Regions from separate parts of the Homo sapiens genome. Here region 2 is linked to region 1. A link is a loop called in an ENCODE intact Hi-C map of the cell type or tissue named here. Cell type or tissue: tibial artery. All regions are shown on one strand. Links, peaks and the distances in the headings refer to the core of each region. The heading gives the core; the rest is flanking DNA. Region 1 has its middle 56 kb from the start of MCM5. Region 2 has its middle 32 kb from the start of RASD2.

The links. A loop is a pair of places that touch in the nucleus more often than their neighbours do. Peaks named below come from ENCODE experiments on the same cell type or tissue, not always from the same donor. Only the 100,000 strongest peaks of a DNase experiment are listed, where the experiment ranks them.
Region 2: a loop joins it to region 1, with 5 times the contacts of the local background. A loop is called at or near these places in 5 of 110 quality-filtered maps.

Annotation. Positions count from the first base shown.
Region 1 is chr22:35,451,606-35,461,605 of GRCh38, reverse strand. It overlaps a transcript of MCM5 not described here. Among named protein-coding and RNA genes, the nearest start is that of MCM5, 56 kb to the right of the region's middle. In tibial artery, for the core only: no CTCF peak of the experiment used is centred there; no DNase peak of the experiment used is centred there.
Region 2 is chr22:35,504,229-35,514,228 of GRCh38, reverse strand. No RefSeq gene overlaps it. Among named protein-coding and RNA genes, the nearest start is that of RASD2, 32 kb to the left of the region's middle. In tibial artery, for the core only: no CTCF peak of the experiment used is centred there; DNase peaks (open chromatin) are centred at 4,468 and 5,828; H3K27me3 peaks cover 1,498 bases.

The sequences.
Region 1 (10,000 bases), core at 979-8,978:
CTACTAAAAATACAAAAATTAGCCGGCTGTGGTGGTGCATGCCTGTGATCCTAGCTGCATGGGAGGCTGAGGTGGGAGGATCGCCTGAGCCTGGGAGGTCAAGGCTGCAGTGAGTTGTGATGGCACCACCCACTCTCACCTGGGTGACAGAGTGAGACCCTGTCTCAAAAAAAAAAAAGAGAGAAAGAAAAGAAAAAGAAAGAGAGAGAGGGAAGCATTTTTAGTTCCTTCCTCTTGGGTCCACGGGTCTTACAAGAACCCCAAGGTTCCCTGGTCCCTGGGAAATGGAGGTGACACTGGCCTCAGCTGTTAGGGGCTGAATTGTGTCCTGCAAAATTTCATCTGTTGAAGACCTAGGCCCCAGTACCTGAAAATAGGACTTTATTTGGAAATGGGGTCTTTAAAGTGGTAATTAAAGTCAAATGAGGTCCTTAAGGTGGGCCCTAATCCCGTAAGCCTGGTGTCCTCCTAAGAAGAGATTAGGACACAGACACACACAGAGGGACAACCAAGTGAGGACACAGGGAGAAGACGACCACCTACAAGACAAAGGCAGAGGCCTCAGAAGAAACCAACTTCGCCAACACCTTGATCTCAGACTCCTACACTCCAGAATTGTGAGACAAGAAATTCTGTTGTCTAAGCCACCGCATCCGCCTAGGCTTTCAGACAACAGTGTCTTCAGAGCATCCACCCTGTGTGCCAATTTCTCCTTTTCAGCTCTTCAAAACACAAAGTCTTGGCTAATGCCCTTCCTTCCCCGAGCAGCTGTAGGGCTAGACACCACGTAAGGACGTTTCTCAGTCTTCTTGTCTTTCTTCCTCCTTCTTCCCGCCCTCCCTTCCTTCCTTCCTAACCTTCTGCAGCCTCAGGACCCTTGCAGTTGCAACCAACCTCATTTTTGCTTGTTTCTTTTCTTTTCTTTTTTCTTTTTTTTTTTTTGAGATAGAGTCTCACTCTGTTTTTGTTTTTGTTGTTGTTGTTTTTCGAGACAGAGTCTTGCTCTGTTGCCCAGGCTGGAGTGCAGTGGTACATTCTCAACTCACTGCAACTTCTGCCTCCCGAGTTCAAGCAATTCTCCTGCCTCAGCCTCCCAAGTAGCTGGGACTACAGATGTGCACCACCACACCTGGCTAATTTTTGTATTTTTAGTAGAGACAGGGTTTCACCATGTTGGCCAGGCTGGTCTCGAACTCCTGACCTCAGGTGATCCTCCCGCCTCAGCCTCCCACAATGCTGGGATTACAGGCATGAGCCACCGTCTCCAGCAGGCTCATTAACTTTTTTACATTTTTTTTTCCTGAGACAGAGTCATGCTCTGTTGCCCAGACTGGAGTGCAGTGGCATAATCTCGGCTCACTGCAGCCTCTGCCTCCAGGGTGCAAGGGATTCCCCTGCCTCAGCCTCTCAAGTAGCTGGGACTACAGGCACGCGCCACCATGCCCGACCCTGTCACCCAGGCTGCAGTACAGTGGTGCAATCTCGGCTCACTGTAACCTCTGCCTCCCGAGTTCAAGTGATTCTTGTGCCTTGGCCTCCCGCATAGCTGGGATTACATGCGTGCGACACCACACTCAGCTAATTTTTGTATTTTTAGTAGAAATGGAGTTTCACCATGTTGGCCAGGCTGATCTTGAACTCCTGACCTCAGGTGATCCACCCACCTCAGCCTCCCAAAGTGCGCAACTAACCTCAGTTTATTTTATTTCATTATTATTATTTTGAGACTGAGTCTCTCTGTCGCCCAGGCTAGAGTGCGGCGGCATGATCCCGGGAAGAAAATAGCGGCTGAACGATCCGGCACAATAGGATGGGCAGAGCCCACTGGAGTTCCCTTAGAGTGAGCAGGAGCATAAAGCCCAGTGGCCAGAGATCTTGGGCAGAGCCCGCTGCAGGAACACAGAGATCAAAAGGAAGATAAACAGAGGACAGAACTCAGACCCAGAGTCAGACAGCACTCTGCCCAGGTCTGCGGCCACCAGCTGCAGGAGCCTGAGCACCTTCCTTAACCTCTCAGAGCCTCTTTGCTCATCCATAAAATGAGGAATAAATTATTCCTCCCTCGCAGGCGGTGCGGTGAGGATGAAATGAGAGAGGAGTTTGAGGCATGTGGCTCTGTGCACAGTTTTGTATAGAATACCTCACTTAGCCTTCCTCCGAACCTCAGTTTCCCCATCTTCGAACTGGGGGTCGCCATATTCCCTCCTCAGAGGATTGGGGTTTGATTGGAGAAGCAATGCGCAAACCACTGGAACATTTAAGACACACACACCAGAGCACCGGCATTGGTGTTCCCCACCCACCGGGAGGCATATCCCACGGGCTCTGGGACTCAGAAAGGAAATTCTCTCAGGGCCTGCAGGCTGAGGCTGAGTCTAGAAGAGCATGAGTGGCCTGGGGAAGGAATCCATTATCTGCCCAGGGTGGCCAGTGCTCAGGTGCACCCTGCACCCCCATCTCTGCACCCCACCCACACTCAGTGACATGCTGGGCGGACGGAGCAGAGTGGAGACGTCAACCTGCCTGAACATGCCAAGTGCCCACGTGAGCAGGGGGTGCTGTTATGCAGCAAGAGCCTCTTGGTCTTCCCGTCTCTTCTTTCTCTCCAGATGTTTGACCCTCAGGGACTCCTGTCTCCTACCCGGCCTGAGGTCCCAGACGGTGTGATGTGGAGTGTGGACAGGCACTCAGCCTCAGGGGTGGTGCAGACCTGGGCGTGGGGCCTTGCCCTGTCCCTTCCTGGTGGTGTGACCCCACTGGGACTCCCTCTCCTCTTCTAGGGGCTCTACTGAGTGAGGAAGGATGCTCGTCTCTGTCTGCAGGAGGCCGGGAGAGACTCCAAGGGGACCTCTCACTAAGCAATCTGAGTATAATTGAATCCTATTTTCCGCACCCTGGGAGACTGACAGTCAATGGGAACCCAGCGAGGGCCTGCTGAGATAATGAACAAGGAAGTCCTTGGAAAACTGCAGTGTGCATGCAAATGGGCCCCTATGCCAGCCTCATTCACACAGATTTTTAAACTCCTGAAAGCCGGGGCAGTCATGCTTGCTTAAAGTGAAGTAGACCCATGCATTGGGGAAGATCCTTTCCCTTCCTGGGGGCTGGAGAGGGCGACAGTGACAGGCACCCATCAGGCTCCTGGAATGCTGCAAAATAATCTGAGCATCTTCTGTGGCCTGCCCCCGCCGGCACCTGCACCCCCATCTCTGCACCCCACCCACACTCAGTGACATGCTGGGCGGAAGGAGCAGAGTGGAGATGTCAACCTGCCTGAACATGCCAAGTGCCCACGTGAGCAGGGGGTGCTGTTATGCAGCAGGAAAAGGACAGGAGTGGATGCTTCTGCCCAGAAGGGGTTCTCTTCCTCGCTGCCTCCATTTCCAAAAAGACACTGAGGTTCAGAAACTGAAGCTCAGCAAGCCCCATATACACACACAGCTTGGAAGCAGCAGAACGGTGATTCCAGCCTGAGTCACCACAATGTCCTGGCTTTGTCCCATGACAGCATGAAGCCTCCAAGTCCTCCATTTGTCCCCTCCCTCTGTCCCCCACCTCTCCCTAATCCCAGTCCCCTCACCTAGGTGGCTCTCCTACCTCCAGGCTCCCTCCACTTGGCTCCAGCCTGGACCCATCTGTGGAGGTGCCTTTTCCACAAAAAGCTTGCTTTACGTTTCTGTCCTAACTTCGCTCAAGAACCTGCTATGACTCCCTATTACTTCTAAGAATCAAGCCTGAAATTCCTAGCCAGGCACAAAAGGCTTCTTGAGCATCTGGTTCCATCTCACCTATATAGTCCCACCTGTCCTTGCCCTGCTTACAGACCCTCCTCTCCAAGTGGGCTGATCTGTCAGCCCCTCCTCTAAGAAGCCTCCCCAGCTGCACAGACCCACAATAGTTTCATCTCCTCTGAAACATATATATAGTGGGGAGAATAATGGCTCCTCAAGAAGTTCATGTCCTAATCCCTGGAGCCTGTGGATATGTTAGGTTACACAGCAAAGAGAAATTCGGGTTGCAGAGGGAATTCAGGTTGCTAATCAGCTGGCTTTATTTTTATTTTATTTTATTTTATTTTTTGAGACAGAGTCTCACTCTGTTGCCCAGGCTGGAGTGCAGTGGTGCGATCTCGGCTCACTGCAAACTCCGCCTCCTGGGTTCACGCCATTCTCCTGCCTCAGCCTCCCCAGTAGCTGGGACTACAGGTGCCCGTCACCACGCCTGGCTAATTTTTTTTGTATTTTTAGTAGAGACAAGGTTTCACCACGCTGGCCAGGTTGGTCTCGATCTCCTGACCTCGTGATCTGCCCACCTCAGCCTCCCAAAGTGGTGGGATTACAGGCGTGAGCCACCGTGTCTGGCCTCAGCTGGCTTTAAAATAGGGAGGGTATCCTGGATTCCCCTGGACCCAGTGGAAGCACAAGGCCTTTTAAAAGTGGAAGAGGGAGGCAGACAGGTCAGAGTGACGTGATGTGAGAAGGATTTGACAGGCCATCGCTGGCTCTGAAGATGGCAGGCAGCCACAACTCAAGGAGCACGGGCAGCTGGAAAGACAAGAAAACGGATTCTCAGCTAGGCACGGTGGCTCATGCCTAGAATCCCAGCACTTTGGGAGGCCAAGGCAGGAGAATCGTTTGAGCTCAGAAGTTTGAGACCAGCCTGGGCAACACAGTGAGACCCCATCTCTACAAAAAATACAAAAATTAGCCTGGCGTGGTGGCACATGCCTGTGGGCCCAGCTACTGCAGAGGCTGAGGTGAGAGGATCACTTGAGTCTGGAGGGTCCAGCCTGCAGTAAGCCGTGTTGATGCCACTGCACTCCAGCCTGGGCGACGTATAGGAACCTGTCTCAAAAAAAAAAAAAAATAGCCAGGAGCGGTGGCTCACGCCTGTACTCCCAGCATTTTGGGAGGCCGAGGCGGGTGGATCACCTGAGGTCAGGAGTTCAGGACCAGCCTGGCGAACATTTGTACTAGAAACTACAAACATTAGCTGGGCGTGGTGCTGCGCGCCTATAATCCCAGTTACCCGGGAGGCTGAGACAGGAGAATTTCTTGAACCCAGGAGGCGGAGCCAAGATCGCGCCATTGCACTCCAGCCTGGGCAACAAGAGCAAAACTCTGTCTCAAAAAAAAAAATTAAAAAAAGAAAATAAAATGGCTGGGTGCGGTGGCTCACACCTGTAATCCCAAAACTTTGGGAGGCTGAGGCAGACAGATCACTTGAGGTCAGGAGTTCGAGACCAGCCTGACCAACATGATAAAACTCAGTCACTGCAAAAAATACAAAAATTAGCCAGGCATGGTGGTGCGTGCCTGTAATCCCAGTTACTCAGGAGGCTGAGGCAGGAGAATGGCTTGAACCCAGGAGGCGGAGGTTGCAGTGAGCCAAGATAGTGCCACTGCATTCCAGCCTAGATGACAGAGTGAGGCTGTCTCAAAATTAAAAAAAAAAAAAAGAAAAAAGGAAGAAACATAAACATAAAATAAAGAAAATGGATTCTCCTCAAGAGCTCCAGAGGCACCACACCCCTGCAGACACCTTGATTCTAGCCCAACTGTATCTGTGTGAGATTTCTGATCTATAGAATTGTAAAATAATAAATTCATTTTTTTTAAGCCAATAGGTGGTAATTTGTTAAAGCAGCGATAAGAAGCTAATACACCCACCCAGAGGAAACCATACCAGCTGCCAAAATAATCTGGGGCCTGAGTCCTTTGATGAGCCACCTAACTCATTAGCCTTGATTTCTTCATCTGTAAAAGCCGAATGGCAACGTGACCTCTTAGGTCTGTCGGGAGGGCTGAGGGATGCTGAGGACGATGTAAGCCCCATGGTTCTCATTGCTGCTGAGGTGGCGCAATCACTCTGAAGACAGATATTAATGACCCCCAGGTTCTCCCTTCTGCAGATTAAAAATCCCAACTCACACCTAGTGTCATTCCTTGCATTTCTAATCACTTATAGGAAGGGCCTTGTCTTCATAAATAAGTTACCAGCATCCCAGGGCTCAGACTGTCTTCATTAAGGACTTAAAAAAAAATTATTCTTCTGGGTATATAGGTAGCTCATGTCTGTAGTCCCAGAACTTTGGGAGGCCAAGGTGGGTGGATCACTTGAGCCCAGCAGTTTGAAATCAGCCTGGGCAACATGGCAAAACACTGTCTGTACCAAAAAAAAAAAAAAAAAAAAAAAAAAAATATATATATATATATATATATATATATATATATATATTTTCACAAAATTAGCCAGGCATGGTGGTGCACACCTATAGTCCCAGCTACTCAGGAGGCTGAGGTGGGAGGATCACTTGAACCCAGGAGGTCAAGGCTGCAGTAAGCCATGATTGCACCACTGCACTCCAGCCTGGATGGCAGAGCAAGACCGTCTCAAAAAAATCATTCTTACTATTAATAATAATAGATTATTATAAATAATTATTATAAATAATCTGTTATTTTTTGTGTCTTTTGTCTCTATCTTTTATCTTTTGTCTCTATCTCTGTCTGTCTCTGTCTCTGATGCTTTTGCTTGTCCTGACAGGAGGGAGAGCTGAGGAGGGAAGAGGAGATTATTATAAATAATCTATTATTATTATAAACTATTATTATAAACTATGATTATTCCAGTAGTTCTCGACCAGGGCCAATTTTGTCTCTGGGGACATCTGTCAATGTCTGGAGACATGTTTGGTGGTCACAACTGAAGGATGCTACTGGCATCTAGTGGGTGGAGACCAGGGGTGCTACTCCACATTTTGCAAGCACAGGGAAGCCCCTTACAACGGAGACTTATCCAGGCCCAAATGTCCACAGTGCAGAGGCCGAGAAGCCAGATGTTCAGCACGTGCTAGGCTAGTTGGAGACATTTTGCATCCATGATCTCCAAACCTTACAACAACTCTGCAAGTCAGCACTGTCCGGCAGAAGGTCAGAGGCTCAGAGAGGTCAAGGAAGGTGTCCAAAATCACACAGTGGGGAAGAGGCTAAGCCAAGATTTCCTCACGGGACTCTGCCGTCTGCTCTCAAAGCCAGGGGGGCCCTCCTGACTGTGTCCACCTTCTGCAGGCTGTGGGGTGTCATGTCTGTGTCACAGGAACCTCTTGCCGATGAAGACCTTGGTGTCCAGTCTTGTCCATCCCATCAGAGCCCCTGGAAAGCTCCTACTGCCCCCGCCTGCTGCAGCCCAAAGAAGAGAGAGGGGAGGGGAGAAGGGAGGTGCTCGGAGGATGCTCTTTTCTTCAGTGGCATGTGTTTGTTTAATAGAGGGCAACAAATTTCCCCAGGACGCCCCTGTGGTGTAAATATTTACCCATCAGGAGCTCCAGGAGGACCCTGTCCTGGAGACAACGTGAAGCCTTAGAGAACGTGCAGACTTGGAAGGGGAGCAGAGGGAGCCAGGAAGGTGGTGAAGGGGAAGGCGTTGGGGAGAGGAGGAGGGAAGCAGAAAGAAGGGGAGAAACCCCTCTCCCAGCACCGACCTCACACATGCTGCCGTCTCTCTCTCATTCACTCTATCGCCGTCTCCAACTCTGTCTGTCTTTCATCTCTATCTCTGTCTGTCTCTGTCTCTGATGCTTTTGCTTGTCCTGACAGGAGGGAGAGCTGAGGAGGGAAGAGGAGAGCGGGCTGGTGGCAGCCAGGTGGAGACTTGTCCCCCGAAGTCTCCAGACACCCCTTCCTAAGTATCTCTGTCTCTGCATCCATCTCTGATTCTGCCTCTTTCCCAGGACCCACTCCCTCTCCCTCTCCCTATCTCTCTCTCTCTCTCTCTCTCTCTCTCTATATATATATATATATATATCTTTTGTCTCTATCTCTGTCTTCCTATATTTGTCCCTCTCTGTCTGTCTGTCTCTGATTCACTCTGTCATTCTCTCCTTCCCTGTCTGCCTTTTGTCTCTCTCTCTCTCCCTGTCTTTCTGTCTCTGATGCTCTGCCCTGTCTCTGTTTCTGTATATCTGTCCCTCTGTCTCTGTCTTTATCTCTCTGTCTCTATTTATGTCTCTATCTCTGTCTGTCTCTCTGATTCACTCTGTCATTCTCTCCTCTGCCTTGTCTCTATCTCTGCCCCTTTCTGTCTCTGATGCTCTACCCCATCTCTGTCTCTCTGTATCTGTCCCTCTGTCTCTTTCTCTGTCTCTGTTTCTATCTCTCTGTCCCTGTCTCTGTCTCTGTGTCTCTCTGAATCACTCTGTCAGTGTCTCCTTCTCTGTCTTTTGTCTCCATTTCTGTCCCTGTCTCTGACGCGCTTGCTCAGCCCCGTTGTCTCTGTCTCTCTATCTCTGTCCCTCTGTCTCTCTGATGTCCTGTCTGGAAACACAGACTTGTGACATAAAACAGGTGACAGCACTCAGGTCCAGGCTCTGTGAGGCCCAGTGTCTGTGCCTGGACCCAGGGAGGCTGCGTGTCTGCAGGGAGGGCAGGCCCGTGTCGTGTCAGGATGGACAGGCAGGCTGAGGTCTTCAGGGAACAGAGGGGCAGAAGCCAGGAGGGAGGAAGTGGCCAGTGAGAGCCCCTTCCCCAGACAGCAAGAGGCCGTCACCCTCCCCCTGCCCCTGAGCTGCACAGATAGCATCTCAGCCCTCAGCTTCACCCTGAGCAGCCCTCTCCATGCCTCCCAGCCTCAGTTTCCTCATCTGCAAAGCAGGGATAGCGGCACTTTCCTCTCGGGGTGGGTGAGAGTGCTCCAGAGTGACATGAAGGAAGCCGCTGGTGAGACCCACATGCAAGGCGGACGGGACACACAGGATCCTGTCCCTCTCTCTCAGGGCTGAACTCTACAGCACGTAGAGTGCTGTACAAGTGGCAGAACTATCTTGAAAATGTTCTATTTGCACAAGAACTGGCCACACTGGCACCACCACCCCAGCGGAGGAGTCGGACTGATTATTTAACACAAACTCACACACAGGGCTAACCAGGAGCTGCAGAGTCAACGAAAAGCCAGGCTTCCAGTGCCAAGGGCTTCTTTCTCACTTTACAGCTAGTACAGAAAGTGAAGTGCCCTGCCCTGCCCTGCCCGCTGCCAGACGTTTCCGCATGGTATTTCATGTAGCCCAGAGGTGACTATGATCCTTAGCGTCACTTTACCGTGGAGGAACGTGAGGCGGCCACCCACCTGTTTATTCAACACACATCTGCCGGGCACCTGCCCGGCTCCATGCTCCAGACACAAAGTGGCCGACCAGGAAGCCAGAGTCCCTGTGGCGTGGAGCCTACGTCCTACTGTAGGCAGACAACAGAAACACCACACGGTTCCAGGGTGTGACATCTGCCATAAAGAGGGTGGAGAAAAGTGGTGTGGTCGAGGCCTGCGTGGGGGTGGGGAGGGGTGGAGTGATCCAGGCAGGGGGTTCCACAGGTGCAAAGGGCTGGGTGCTGGACGAAGCTGAAGGCTGTTGGAGGACCAGGGAGGAGGGCAGAGTCTTGGAGGCCTAGGTCAAGTGATGCCCAAGCCCCCTGCAGGTAAAGGCAGGCACCAAGTTTCACCCTACTCGTTTTCTGGGTGCCTGGTTTTTACACATGGATGAGGGGAGCAGGAGAGGGAAGAAAAAAGGGCAGAAGCCAGGGGCTGAGATAGCACAGGGCAGGTGGGGGCCCAGGTGCGTCTAAGACCCTCCCACCCCATCACCCTGCAGGATCAGGCACCTGAAAGGGGATCTTGCCCCAGGGGGTCTCAGTCCCCTGCAGAAGCCACAGGGCCTGGATTCCCTGGAATCAGCCTTGTCTGTCAGATCCCAGCTGCTTTCCTTACCACCCGCAGGCCTCAGGGCTTCCCCGCCTCTCATGCTCCCTTCCTTCTCCCTAGAGAGAGGGGCTCATCCTTTTTACCCACTCAGGAACCGCTGCTAACAAAGCTGGGCGCCAGAGCCGCTGACATCATATGCTGAGGGCCCATGTCTGCTTCTGCAGGGGGACAAAGGACAGACGAGTTAACAAAGACAGGGGCAAAGTGAGGCAGTAACTGAGAGAAACCCAACCCCTGGGTCCGGCAC
Region 2 (10,000 bases), core at 1,288-9,287, 52 kb before region 1:
GTTTATGGAGAATCCCACTGAACAGTGAGATCTGGAAGGCAGACATTATGTCTTCATCATCTCCTTTCCCTGTGGCCTTCCCCACTAGATACAGCACCTAAGAATTCCTGAACAGCCACCATTTACCTGCCTGCCCAGGCTAAAATCCTAGCAGTTGTCCTTGGCTCTGATCTTGTTCTTGCTCCACATATCCAAAGTGACAGCAAATCCTACTAAATCTGTCCACTTGTCCCCATCTGTCCTACCCTACCCACCATCATTTCTTGCCTGAATGAGAGCAGCAGCCCCTAACTAAGTCAGAGTGTTCTTTGAAAACAGAAGTCAGATCATGTCACTCCTTCCAATAGCTCCCCTAGACCTTTAACTAAAACCCCAAATCCTTACTATGCCCTGGAAGACCCCCATGGGCTGGCCCTGTCCATCTTTCTGCCCTCTTTTCCTGCCTTTCTCCCTCTGGCTCTCCCTGCTCCAGCCTACAGATCTCCTTGCTGGCCCCTCAACATAGCAAACATGACCCTCTCCCAGGGCTTTGCACTTGCCATTCCCTAAACCTAAGATGTTCTTGCCCCAGAATTCTGCACTGCTCACTCCCTCATTGTATGTGAGTTTTTGTAAGTCATTTCTTTTAAATGCCCTTCACTGATGATCCTCTCTAAAATTGCATCTCCTATCACTCTCTATCCCCTTGCCCTGATTTATTTTTCTTCATAGCATTTGTCCCTGCCTGTCACTATAGTACACACACACACACACACACACACACACACACACACACTATCTCTCTCTCTCTCTCTCTCTCGTTAGAGACAAGATCTCACTTTGTCGCCCTGGTTGGAGTGCAGTGATGTGATCATAGCTTACTGTAACCTCGAACTCCTGGGATCAAGTGATCCTCTTGCCTCCTGAGTAGCTGGGATGGTACTGTACCTGGCTCTATTATATTTTTAATCGGTTACATTGCCCTTCTCTTGCACTAGGATGTTAGCTTCCTAGCTGACATCAGGGGGTTGGTTTTCTCCACTGTTGAGTCCCCATTGCTAGAGCTTGGCACACGGTGGCTGCTTTATAATTATTTGTTAAATGAATGAATGAGTCATGTGTTGAAATGAATACAGGATGAAGTACCTAGCTGTTAAATTAATGACAGAAAAGAGATTTTAAAATTAGGGTAGTGTGATTGCCATGAGGATGATGTAATCCCCAGACCAGCTGCATCAGCATCTCTTGGAAGCTGGTTGGAAATGCAAGTTCACAGGCCCCCCTTAAACCTACTGAATCAAAAGCTGCGGGGTCAGGGGCCAGCAGCAGCCTGCATTTTAACAAACCTTCCAGGTGGTTCTACAGCACACTCAAACTTGAAACTGCTCTCTGCTAAGGTCCCCTGAGCCAAGTGTCTGACTCCTAAGCCCACACTCTTTCCCTTTCCTACCGTCATTCTCATGGAAAACATGGGAATAAGCAATAATGATGATCCTGGTAAAAAGGGGGTAACTTGGCAAAGACTCTGCTCGTGAAAGCAGAATTCATGAGGAACACATGCTGCTATGAGTATGGGAGCTCCAACTTCAATTGTTTAAACCCCAAAGGGGCTGGCCTGGCACCTCCATGAAGTCTTCAGAGACTGAAGGTCCTTAGATTTTTTTGCTCTGCCATCCTCAGCATGTAGCTTCCCTCCTCAAGGTCTCATCATAGGTCCAGATGGCTGCTGAAGCTCCAATCATCACATCTATGTTCCAGGTAGGAAGCAAGAGGGAGAAGGAAAGGACACAAAGGGTCCATGCTGTGCTCTTCTTACAGAGACTTCAAAGCAAAACCTAGTGCTTCCATCTCATCGGCCATGCCAACTGCTCTGGGAAAGATATCCTTTTAATTGAGCACATTGCTGTCCAGAATAAAACCAATGCTCTGTTACTAAGGAAGAAAGAGAGAATGGATGCTGTGTAGACAACTAGTAATGTCTTCCATAACAGCTGAGGTCTTTCTGCTCCTTAAGATGTAGATAAGAATGATTCCAATTCTCATCTATTTCCCAAGGAAGTTCCAAGTCCTCTCCAACACTGATGCAAATTCTCCAAGTATTTATAGGCTGATGATCACCTCTAGCTCCTTTCTGCTGAGTTAATTCCATTTATGGATTAGATCACCATCCTGCATGTTCTGGCCATTTGGGGTCAATCCAATTGTGGAACCCAACCCCTAACCCTACATGTACACACACACACACACACACACACACACACATACTTGCAGGGCATTTCTGTGTATAACAGACTGTACTTAAGATTGAAGGGGATGGGCTAAGAGCTTACATCACAGCAGAAGATTGAAAGACCTGCCCATGTCTACCCAACTAATAAGATTCATACAGAACAGTTCAATTCATATGGATTATAGAACATTAAATATTCATGTGCTTAAAAGACCTTAGTCATTGGCTGTTTTGTCCCATTTGAGGGGCTTTATCCAGCCCAAGTGCCCCACTTTCCTCCTCATTTCCGTATCCTAGGTCATAGGTTGGCTCTGCAGAACTAGCATCTGAGACAGAGGTCCCTGTGCAGATCATCCATGGAGGGAAGGAGTACTCTCAGGAGGGACTTGTAAGGAAGTGGGGGAGTCAGGATAGGGCAGGGGAAGAAGCCAGGCAGGAATGTGGGGACTGTGGAAGCCCAGCCTCAGCCAGGTCCTACCAGAAGCTCTGGACTGTGGAAGGAACCACAGATTTATCCTACCTTGAGCCCAGGGACTTGGGCTCTTTGACCCCTTGTATAGGTCAGTCATTGAATGAGGACAGGGCAGTGTGATCTCCCAGGCTTCTTGGTTGGGGGTGGTTCTCAGTTTAAGGGTACAACCGACACTCCCAGTAGGAGGGGCCTGGGTGTTTCATTCCTGCAATGGGGATCTGGGCAGGTCACCAACAGTGCTTGTGATATTCTGCCTTCTCCATGGCCTCTAGAAATGCTAAATTCTCTTCCCTTATTTAAGCAGAAGATTTAACCTCCCCACCACCCCAGCTCCCCACTCCCAAACACATTTTTTGCAAACCAATCAAACCTGTTTACCTGCTCTGCAAAACACAAGCCAGCTCCAGGCCTGGATTTAGAAGGCAAAGGGTTTCAAAATGCAGCTCTGTTTTCCTCACTAGATGCTGGATACCTCGAAGGCCTGATTCTGAATCCCAGGCTGAATGCACTCATCTCGCCCCAGGCTGTAGGACGTGGAGATTTTTTTTTGTTTTTCTGGCAAAATTAAATTATTTCCCTCGTTAGCCCACCTTCCTGAACTTTGGGGTCAGTGGGCCTCACCAGCTACTCCCAGCTGCTATCGGGGAGGGGGTGACCACCTCCACGTGACCTGCTCATTAGCTTGGGTCCATCAGCAGGTGATGCTGAAGCTCTTGAAGGAATTGTGTAATCCTGAGCTGTGCAAGTTTATTTTCACTAAAAATACACCCTGAAACTGGGGCACGATGAAGGATTGCTGACAAATGGGGAACAGGAATGAAAAAAAGACTCCGGGGCTGTCTGATTCCTCACTGAGTCACCTCCAAACCGTCACAATTGAGCTCAGTATGGACCCTCTCCACCCCTCACTGGCATCAGTAAAAGTTCAGGCAGCTCACTGAGGCTTTGGGGGGCTTGTGAGTCACTGTTAGGAGACGCCACTGCTGTCATGCAGCCCCTCATTTTCCCAGGAAGAAAATGGAGTGAGAGGAAGTGACTTTGCCCTGGGTCAGGCCACTAATTGGTGGTGGAGTCAGGGAGAGTCCATGTTGGCTGACCCATAGGTCAGCGCTTTCCCTCCTGTCTCCTTGTGCCTGAACTTCCTATGTGCTTCCTAAGGAGGTGAAGGCATCCTCACCCAATCAGTAAAGAATGCTTTCAGCTTCAAGTTGCAGAAAATCAAAGCAATGGCGACTGGGCTGTAAGGACAATAGTGCTTACCTAATGAACCCTCTGGGGGGAGATTATCAAGAAGGATCCAGGCTCTCTCCACACTGCCTTTCTCAGCATTTAGACTTTTCAGCCTCAAGCTTATCGCCTCATGTCACAAAATGGTTGCCACAGCTCTGGACATCAAGTCCTCATAAATGATACCCAAATGATATCCAAAGCTAGATGGAGTTTTACACACACACACACACAGAGAGAGAGAGAGAGAGAGAGAGCTGCAGTCTCCCTAGGTAGCCATCTCTTCTATAGGGAAGCCCTTTCTTCTACAGGGAAGGAAAAACTTTCATTACAGTTAATTGGCCAGAATACAATTAATTAACTCCCAGCATCACACAGGGACTTTGTATTGAAAAAAAGACAAGAACAACTTGAAGAACTGAAAAGATGGCAGGGGGAGGGTGAAGATGTCTCTTGATTCAGGGGCTGTGCCTGTAGCCCTGGCTGTGTGGGTCCATGCTAGAGGGTGTCTGAGAGCAGAAGTGGAGGGGCTGGGGGGATTTGGGAGAGGCCCGCCGATTTTCTGGGAGGAGGCATCCAGGGACAGGCTTTGGAAAGCTCTAGGGAAAGGGTGGGACAGCCACTGCGAGGGAGGAGGGAAGGGCAGTGAGGGCCAGGCTGAGCCGCTGGGGCTGGGGCTACTGGCTAGCAGGGGCATGTGGCTGAGAGGCCAGGTGGGGCAGCTGGGAGAATCCGGCCCCACAGGCGGCACCTGCACCGCCCTCCCAGCCCCACCTCCGCTGCGTTGAATAACCTGGTCAGGTTGCGCCTCTCCAGGGGGGGGAGTCTCAGCTTTTCTGTCCATTACATGAGAGTTTGATTCATTTTGTTTTTCATTCTCTCTTTTATTTATTAGTCACTCATTCAACAAATACTTACCAAACTCCTGCAGGAGGCATGTAATGTCAGAGTTGGTAGTGATATTAGCTGACTTGCTTAGCTGAACCTCAGTTTGCTTGTCTGTAGAATGGAGATGATCATTGTACCTGTCTCCAGGCATTCATGTTGATTACAGGAATGTGCTATGTGTAAAGTGCTGACAACGGGGCCTGGCACATGGTAAGCACTCGGCAAATGCTAGCTGCTGTCTTTGTGTTCCATGGAACTGTGCTGGATCCTGGAGATATGGCAATGAGTAAAGCAGGAGAACTGCTGCCCTGGCACTGCCAGTCTAGTGCAGGATTCCTCAAGTCCCATGATCAAATAATATCTCAAAACAGAATGGTGATAAATGGTGGTAAGAGATCTGAAGTGGCATCGCCGAGTCCCATGACCCTAGGACCTGGCCAGGCATGGGGATCATGGAAGGTTTCCATGAGGAAGCAGTTCTCAGGTCAAGATCTGAAAAATGAAAAATGAGGGGGCTTCACTAGGTGAAGTGGAGAAAGAAATCTTCCAGGCAATGGGAGCAGTGTGTGTACAAACCCTGAGGTGGGTGAAGCCAGCATGCTGGAGAGACTGAGAGGAGGCCCGAGGGTCCCAACTCTGGGTGGCAAGGAGATCCCAAAGAGGGAGTCAGGGCTGCCCGAGCCTGACCCTGGGGCCTTATTATAGACTCGGTGTTTTATCCTCAGTGAAAGGGGAAGCCATTGAATGGCTATCAGCAGAGGAATGACATGATCATTGTGATTGTGTATGTGTGTGTGTGTGTTTCTAAAAAAATGTATCTCAGCCAGGCACACTGGCTCACGCCTGTAATCCCAGCACTTTGGGAGGCCAAGGTGGGAGGATCACTTGAGGCCAAAAGTTTGAGACCAGCCTGGGCAACATCGTGAGACCCTGTCTCTTAAAACAAAGGGGGGTGGTGAAAGGAGACTTTTCTCTGCCTACCCTTTTGCACCTTTCTAATTTTGAACCATGTGTTTACCAGTTTAAATCAATCCATCAAAACCTTAAAAATAAAGCAGCTCCTCTGGCTGCCACGTGGAGACCAGAAGATGGACTGAGAGTAGAAGGTAGCAGGTCACTGAGGCACCTACTGGGGTCGTCTGGGGTCATACCTGAGGTTCATTGCTTCACGCCAAGGAAATCAAGGACAGGAACACACGAGGCACACAAGGAGTGAGGTTAAGAGCAGAGGTTTAAATAGGCAAAAGAAAGAGAAATGCTCTCCTTCCTGCAGAGAAAGAGGAGATCCCAAGAGGGTTTTCCGGTTCCCTAGTGAAATGCACCAGGTTTTATAGATGAGCTTGAGGAGACAGTGTCTGATTTACATAGGGCCCAGAAGATTGAGCAAACCAAGTGTTCCATTTACATAGCTCACGAAGAAGCTGGCTTCCCGCCCTAATCTTTTTTTGAGGCAGAGTCTCGCTCTGTCGCCCAGGCTGGAGTGCAATGGTGTGATCCCAGCTCACTGCAACCTCCGCCTCCTGGGTTCAAGTGATTCTCCTGTCTCAACCTCCCAAGTAGCTGGGACTACAGGCACACACCACCATGCCTGGCTAAGTTTTGTATTTTCAGCAGAGACGGGTTTCGCCATGTTGGCCAGGTTGGTCTCCAACTCCTGACCTCAACTGATCCTCCCTCCTCGGCCTCCCAAAGTGCTGGGATTACAGGCGTGAGCCACTGCGCCCGCCCCCTAATCTTTTATTACACAGATGGGTCCTCTACCTGGCTGGCTCCATGTTCCCTGTTTCTTTCTGTACATGTGGTGACAAAGAAAAGGGAAAATGGAGCCTCCATGTTGAAGATACCTGGCTTCCAGATAGCCTTTTCCTATTGGCACAGCTGCCAGCATTCACCTGTGCAAGCTTCCAGCTTGCTTATCTATGTCTGCAGCTCAATTTTACAGGCTGCTCTTTGTTAGAAAAGAAATGATTTGGGGACTGCTTTTTGTTAAAAGGGAAGGCTTACCAAGGACTATCTTACCCTCACTAGCTGCCTAAATCATTTCTTTTTAGCTCCTGTATCAATGGGAGGCCTACACTGTGGGGGTATAGAGAAGCAGATGGAGTCAAACACATTCATGAGCTGGGCACGGTGGTTCACGCCTGTAACCTCAGCACTTTGAAAGACCGAGGCAGGCGGATCACCCGAGGTCAGGAGTTTGAGAACAGCCTGACCAATATGGTGAAATCCCATCTCTACTAAAAATACAAAAATTAGCCGGGTGTGTTGGCGGGTGACTGTAATCACAGCTACTCAGGAGGCTGAGGCATGAGAATCACTTGAGCCCCAGAGACGGAGGTTGCAGTGATCTGAGATTGTGCCACTGCACTCCAGCCAGGGCAACAGGGTGAGACTTCGTCTCGAAAAAGAAAAAAGAAAAAAAAAAGACATTCATGAAGTAAAACTGAGTTCTCTGGATAGCCCCTTCTGCTCTGATTCTGTCCTCGTCTTAAAGGAAGCATCTGAGACAGGAAAGAGATTTCCCTGGGGACCTTTCATCCAACGCTCCTTTGTCTCTAAAAGATGCTTGCTTTGCACTGGTGACAGAAAAAGTGGAGTCTAAAGAAAGTACGCGGGACCTGAGCAAAAATGGCAAGGGGCAGTGTTAGAGGACTCCGGCAACCTCTTCTCTCCAGAGCCGTTTCCTCTGCCTGGCAGAATCCTGGATGTGGGAGTACTCAGGGGATTCATCTACCTATAGTTGCAGGCACACGTACGGTTCACTGGTACCCATATGGCATTCCAAACGCACCCTGTCTAAGGCAACAAGAACCTCCTGCCTGCTAGCTCATAGGAAACCTCTCCCATGGAGAATGAAGCCAATTCTATGACTTGAAGTTTGGGGCAGTGTTTGTTGAACAGAATAGTTGACTTCTGTTTAAAATGCAAATACCTTTAGGAGAGACAACATATGCAGCTGAAATTCGTCCAACAAGAGTACAAAGCAACCCTTATAAACCTGTGAGCCACATGGCTCAGTTTCACAATAGGGTCATAGTCAGAGAAACACAGTTCACCAACCAAAGTAATTCCAGTTTGTCAGTTTCTCATAAACAGACACATCACCTGACCCAACAATTGCACTCAGATATTTATGCAAGAAAAATGAAAACGTATGTCCACACAAAGACTTTTACATGAATGTTCATAGCAGCCCTATTCAAAACAACCCCAAACTGAAAACGACCGCAGCATCCATCAACTAGTAAATGCATAAACAAATTGTGGTGTGCCTAGTATATTACTCAGCAATAAACAGGAACAAAGATGGACGCATGCAGCAACACGGATGACTCTCAAGTGAAAGAAGCCAGACACAAAAGGTTAATCCTTGTATGATTACATGTATGTGACATTCTGGAAAAGGACAAAACCATAGGGACAGAAATTAAATTGAGATAGGTTGAATTATCTTTAATGCAAATCAGTGGTTGCCAGGAGCAGGGGCTGGAAGAGGAACTGGAAGGAACTACAACCTATGAAATCTTTGTATAGGTTAATGGCATAACTTTGGTATGTAATTGGCTTTGTGGCTTGCTCATCTGTATCTCTCTGTATTTACATCTGTGAGTGTATATAAAGATGAATATTGCAGGTTTGTTTTTTACTGGCTCGAGTAGAGAGAGGGTGCCCTGGGCACCTCTACACCCAGCTCTCTCTCCTCTCTATTACTTGATCTCAGATAAGGATGGATTCTTCAACACTGTTACAGGAAACAGCAAACATCCTTCTAAGTAAAAGGGCATGGGGGAATTTTCAAGGTAATGGAAATGTTCTGTATCTTGACTGTGACGGTGGTTGCATGGCTGTAGGCGGTCATCAAAATTCACTGAACTGTACACCTCCAAAAGTGAATTGTACTGCATGTAAATTACACCTTGATAGACCTGACTTGGAAAAAAAAGCCCTCATGTTCCTTGCTTGTTTTTCTCACTCTGTGAAGTATGCAGTCTTTAGCCACACTTCTTTAAAGTCCCTTTTGTCTCCCACATGCTGCTTTTGTCGCCTGTCATTTTGTCCCTGCAAAAAAGGAAACTCCTCCCCCAGGTGGAGTCCACTCTCCCCACGCTCTCTGCCCTTCCCCAACCCCTGCAGTTCTGAGTCTCCCAATCCTGCACCATAAAAACCCCAAAGACAACATCTGGGTGGGAAGGCTGGAAGTCTTTTTTTTTTTTTTAAAGAACATGCTCTCTTTCTTGCTTTTATTATTATTTTTAATTGACACATAATTGTGCATATTTATGCAGCACAGTGTGATATTTCAATACACGTATATGACGCATAGTCATCAAATAAGGATAATTAGCATATACATCACCTCAAACATTTATCATTTCTTTGTGCTGGGAACATGCAAAATCTGCCTTTCTGACGAATTGGAAATATACAATAAGTTGTTAATTGCAGTCGCTCCACAGTGCTGTAGAATACTAGAACTTATTCCTCCTATCTGGATACACTTTTGTATCTGTTAACCAACCTCTGGCTGTCCTCCCATCCTACCCTTCCCTGACTCTAGTAACCATTATTCTACTCTCTACTCCTACGAGATCAACTTTTTCATCTAACACATAGCAGTAAGAACATGCAGTATTTATCTTTCTGTGCCTGGCTTATTTCACTTAACATCATGTCCTCCAAACTCATTCACATTACCGTGAATGACAAAATTTCATTATTTTTGATGGCTGAATAATATTGTGCATATATACCACGTTTTCTATTGAGGAACACTTAGTTTGAGTTCACGTCTTGGCTATTGTGAATAGTGCTGCAATAAACATGGGTGTACAGATATATCAGCAAACTGATTTCATTTCCTTTGGATAGCCACCCAATAGTGGGACTTCTGGATCATATGGCAATTCTATTTTTAGTTTTTTAAGGAACCTCCATGGTGTTTCTATAATGGCTATACTAATTTACCTTCCCACCAACAGTGTATAGAGTTTCTCTTTCTCCGCCTCCTTGCTGGTATTTGTTAATTTTGTCTTTTTAGTAATAGCCATTTTAATTGGGGTGAGATGATACCTCATTATCGTTTTGATTTGCATTTCCCTGATGATTAATGACATTAAGCATTTCTCTGATATGCTCATTGGCCATGCATATGTCTTCTTTTGAAAAATGTCTATTCAGGTTATTTGCCCTTTTTAAAATTAGAT